Regions from separate parts of the Homo sapiens genome. Here region 2 is linked to region 1. Evidence: chromatin loops called from intact Hi-C (ENCODE). Cell type or tissue: PC-9. All regions are shown on one strand.

The links. A loop is a pair of places that touch in the nucleus more often than their neighbours do. Peaks named below come from ENCODE experiments on the same cell type or tissue, not always from the same donor. Only the 100,000 strongest peaks of a DNase experiment are listed, where the experiment ranks them.
Region 2: it touches region 1 in a loop (12-fold over the local background); 7 of 110 quality-filtered maps call a loop at or near these places.

The regions. Positions count from the first base shown.
Region 1 is chr5:75,035,869-75,038,368 of GRCh38, forward strand. The region is part of intron 3 of GCNT4 (glucosaminyl (N-acetyl) transferase 4); the gene reads right to left. Among named protein-coding and RNA genes, the nearest start is that of GCNT4, 15 kb to the right of the region's middle. RefSeq lists an enhancer at 708-1,907. In PC-9, no CTCF peak of the experiment used is centred here; a DNase peak (open chromatin) is centred at 1,473; H3K4me3 peaks cover 249 bases; H3K27ac peaks cover 2,150 bases.
Region 2 is chr5:74,953,441-74,955,940 of GRCh38, forward strand. The region is part of intron 1 of LOC105379040 (a long non-coding RNA gene); the gene reads left to right. Among named protein-coding and RNA genes, the nearest start is that of FAM169A, 88 kb to the left of the region's middle. RefSeq lists a silencer at 924-1,218. In PC-9, no CTCF peak of the experiment used is centred here; DNase peaks (open chromatin) are centred at 1,051 and 1,701; H3K4me3 peaks cover 775 bases; H3K27ac peaks cover 2,105 bases.

The DNA.
Region 1 (2,500 bases):
TGTCCTGTTTTTCAATCTACCTCCTATTTCTCCACAAAGTCTTAACAAATTCAGTATTTTAGAATTAGTGCACGAAGGCCTCCATGTAATGCTCTTTATTAATTTTATGTATATTCATCCCTCAGTATATGCAGAGGATTCATTCCAGGGCCCCCGTCCATAACAAAATCTATGCACACTCAAGTCCCACAGTCAGTCCTGAGGAACCAGGTATGGGAAAAGTTGGCCCTCCATACATGTAGGATTTGCATTCTGCAAATACTACATTTTCAACTTGTATTTACTTGAAAAAAAAAAAACCTGTGTATAATTGGACCCCCTGAAGTTCAAACCTGTGTTGTTCAAGGGCCATACTGTAGTTATTAATAATGTAGAATCACTCAATCAAGAGTTGTCACTAGGTGCACTATTCTAAGTACTCTAGATGTAATTCAATCCCCTCAAGAGATCGATGAGGTAGGTACTACTGTTATCCCTCTATTATAAGAAAGGAAACTGAGGCACTGTAAGACAACTAAATAAATGCCCAAGGTTACAGTTCTAGAAAGTGCTTTAAATGGAACCTGAACTCAGAGAGTCTTGCTCCAGACTTGCACTTTTAACCCTTTATGCAATAGTGTCTCTCAGAATATAAAGAAAAAATTCTCCATATTTCCCGCAACAGTTTTAGCACTTGACTAAATTTTCTCATTACTATGTCTTCTCTAAATGTCCTAGAACAGGAACAGGAATGGATCCCAAACATGGTCGAGGAGATCTTCCACCCTGTTTAAGAGATGATTTCCATGGAGAATGAGCCTGGAGGAATGCTGGGTGAGGAATCACATTCTGTCTCTGCAGTCAGAGGCTGAGACTGATCAATGAGCTAATGAAGAGGTTAGTCAGTCTTCCAGCCCGTAGAATCAATTCAAGGAAAAGAGAGCAAGCTCATCCTGAGGGACTCTGCCATTGGTTACTCCTGTCCCGTATCCTGTCACCAATGACTATCGATTCATTTGTTCTTATAGTTATCTGTGACACCATTTAAGCACAGAGAATTGCTAATTGTTTTAGAAAACTTTCTGGGTTAAATTTCTCTTCATGTGGAGAATATTCCCTCTTCAGGCCACCTTAAAGTTCTTAAACTTTGTATTATTACATATCAGTTTGAGAAATAGGATATGAAGAGCTTATTGATTTAGAAATGTCAGGGCTTTTGCTTCTGTCTAAAGCCTTACTAAGAAGAATCACCAGTTAAGAAGATCAATATAAAGACGAACTCACTAAAAAGCATCCTGATCTAGTTGAATAAGCTAACATCCTGCTACTGCAGCTCCTTGATTTCAATGAAGTCACTGATTCTCCCTTGGTGACTCGCTCACTGCCAAGCCCAGGGGATGTTCTGGAGTGAGACCATTAGGTGGGAGGATGACTCAGTCAGATGCAGTTCCTCCACACTCCCACAGCACTCCAGGAGTCATGCAGAGGAGTGGAAAGACAGGTTTCTTGCCTAGATGACCTTACATTCTTATTGTTCTGGAGAAAAGATTGCAAAAGCAAATAATAATCAGATTGTGAGCAGGTAAACATACCAACTATGCAAAACACAAGGAGACGTATGACTCGGTCAGAAATCCAATACAAATTGAGGACAAGCATTTCTCAAATAATAATAAGATATGGTCTCTAAAAGGAAAAGATTTTCTATTCTCTTTTTATAAAGTAAACACTTTCAGGCCGGGCACAGTGGCTCACATCTGTAATCCCAACACTTTGGGAGGCTGAGGCAGACTGGCCTGAGTGCAGATCACCTGAGATCAGGAGTTTGAGACCAGCCTGGTCAACATGGTGAAACTCCGTCTCTACTGAAAATACAGAAAATTAGCCGGGCATGGTGGCACACACCTGTAATCCCAGCTACTTGGGAGGCCGAGGCAGGAGAATTGCTTGAACTTGGGAGATGGAGGTTGCAGTGAGCTGAGATCATGCCAGTGCACTCCAGCCTGGGCAAGGCAAGATTCAGTCTCAAAAAAACAAAAACAAAACAAAAAACAAAAAAAACAAAAAACAGAAAAACAAAAAAACCCAAACCACTTTCATTAAAAAAAAAAAAAAAAAATCAGAAAAGTCCAAAAACGAAAATAAAGCTCACCAGGGGCCCATCACCTGGCAATAACATCTTGTAGACAGTATATCCTTCCAGACTGGTTTTAAGAAACACATTTTTTTTTTGGCTTTGCTTTATAACAGTCTCACTATATAGGCATTGTCTTACCTGTTTCTTTCATTTCACAGTATATTATGAACAAGTCCTAACCTAAACTGGGTCTGTAAATTATTACAGTGTAAACAAATCCTAACAGAGGTAAACATACTTTTCTACAGGAAAAAAACCATTCAAATAATAGAATTCATGTATCTAGGTCTTCTCCACCAATCCTTAATTAATAAACCCACAGTTCCTGAAGAAGCCCAGAAGTGCAATATTAAAACGGAAAATAACTTTACAGGTGGTTGAGCC
Region 2 (2,500 bases), 82 kb before region 1:
CCACGCCCAGCTAATTTTTTTGTATTTTTAGTAGAGACGGGGTTTCACTGTGTTAACCAGGATGGTCTCGATCTCCTAACCTCGTGACCCGCCTGCCTTGTCCTCCCAAAGTGCTGGGATTACAGGCGTGAGCCACCGCGCCCAGCCCCCAACCCTATTTTCATATGGAAAACTGAGGAGGCAGAGTTAAAATAACTTGCCCAAGCTTGTTTGAAACATTTCACACCAGGAGGGTCTGACCTGAGGGCTGAGCTTTTAAGCTGTGATGTGGACCATTCCTTTCCTTTCACCAGTCCCATGTTAATATGCATGCATGCGTAGGACTGAGCCAAAAACAGAACTACAAGGGTATGGAACTCATGGTGATCACGCCCTTCCCTAGCTCTGGGAAAAAGCCTGAGGCACAACATCCCTCACCCTCACTATCATTTATTCTTGCAATCATTCATTCAACAAATATTTGTAATTGAGGACATTCCATGTGCCACATCCTCACCAAGGACACAGTGGCCATCAAAACCAGATGGGACTGCTCTTACTGGGCCTACGATTCCCATGAGACACCAACACGAGGGTGGAATTTACGCTCACATAAACTTACAGCTGCAACAAGAGCTGTGAGGCACAGGAACAAGATACTGTGAGAATATGTAAAGGGGAAATCGCCTGATTAGGTCAGGGAAGTCTGTGAGTCTGTGACAGAAAAGGGGACATCTATAGAAACAGGAGAGGGGAACGTGTAATGGGGGATAAGAAGAGCATGGGGGGAGGCCCTGTGACGGGAAAGGAGCATGGCACATCCTGGGAATGAAAGTAGACAAGGGCTGGAGGAGGCCCAGCCATGCTTAGGACTCATTCTTTATGGTGAAGGTAGTGGGAAGCCTTTGAACCACCAACTTTGGACTGCATTCCTGAGCAGTTGCTCAAGGCCAAACAGTGCCCCAGCAGCCACCTTCTGTGTCTGTCTGCCATCTATGGAGTTATCAAGGAGGCAGATCTTCATAGCATCAGCATCCTTGAACTGTGACTTTAGTCGTGGTGATGGCCAGCTTGGGATCAGAGAGAACCAGGCCCTGGCAGCTTCCTGCTCTGTCCTGAAAGTTGACTTCCTTTGGTCTGTTGAATCATGGCATTTCCAGGAAGATCAAATATCACAAGAGAGAGATAGTAATTACACAATGTATTTGGGACAAAGATCACTCATACTTCTTTGCAAATAAGTCAGCTAATAATATTAAGAGTAATTTGGCTGGGTGCAATCGTTCATGTCTGTAATTCCAGCACTTTGAGAGGCCAAGGCTGGCAGATAGCTTGAGCCAAGGAGTTCAAGATTAGCCTGAGCAACAGAGCAAGACCCCCATTTCTACAAAAAAATTGTAAAAAATTAGCCAGGTGTGGCACGTGCCTGTAGTCCCAGCTGCTTGGGGAGGTTGAGGCAGGAGGATCACTTGAGCTGAGGAGGTTGGGGCTGCAGTAAGCCAAGATCACACCACTGCACTCCAGCCTGGGTGACAGAGCTAGACCCTGTTTCCAAAAAAGAAAAAGAAAAAAAAATGAATAATTTCAGTGTACTGAATTAACAGAATTCCACAGATTGTACCCTGCTATCTCTGCCTTTTCTGCCTTATCTCACTGTAAATTATTTGCTTGAGAAATGTGTTTATGCATAGTTTTCTGGAACAAAGCTGCCCGATGGCATTCCACAAGCATAGAAAAAATAATGATTATGGTGACTCACTTCTTGCTCGTTACTTAAATATTATTCACTAAACTTTGCTAACAAGAAAGAGTTACTATAAAATCGCTTCTCTGCCTCACTGGATATAATTTTCTCTTCAGTTTCAGATGCCATCTCCAGTGCTATTTAAGAGAGGTTTGCATGTGGATGTGAGAGAGATTACTTGCTTATTTATCTATTGCTTATTTACGCTTTTGTTTCAATATTTCTAGTGACCCCAACTGAGTGATTCGGATGTGAGCATGCACAGTCCCTTTACACCATGCACCTTACAATGATGGAGAGTTGAACTCATCAACATAATTTTCAAAAGACTGACACTTTTTTTTTCAGTCATAAATGCTTATATTTTGAAGATGGAGATATTATCTAGAGGCTTCTAGATAAACCATTTAACTCTAAAGAAGAGAAAACAGAATAACCCTTCACTGAGGGAATTCCATTTATTGATTAAAAAGCTGATTGGAATTTGCATTTGCACAGGTAGGGGGAAATCCCAATTTGTAGTCTGTGTCAAGTGGGGCCAGCCCCAGGTGAAATTGGCCATCTCAGCCCATGAAAGCAAGAGAAAATGTCAGCTGGGGAGATCCTCAAGAGAAAGTGTGGGGGATGGTGAATTTTATGTGTTAACTTGACTGAGCCATGGGATGCCCAGATATTTAGTCAAACAGTATTCTGAGTGTTTCTGTGAGGGTGTTTTTGAATGTGTTTAACATTTAAATCAATAGATAGTGTAAATGTGATTGTCCCCCAAATGTGATT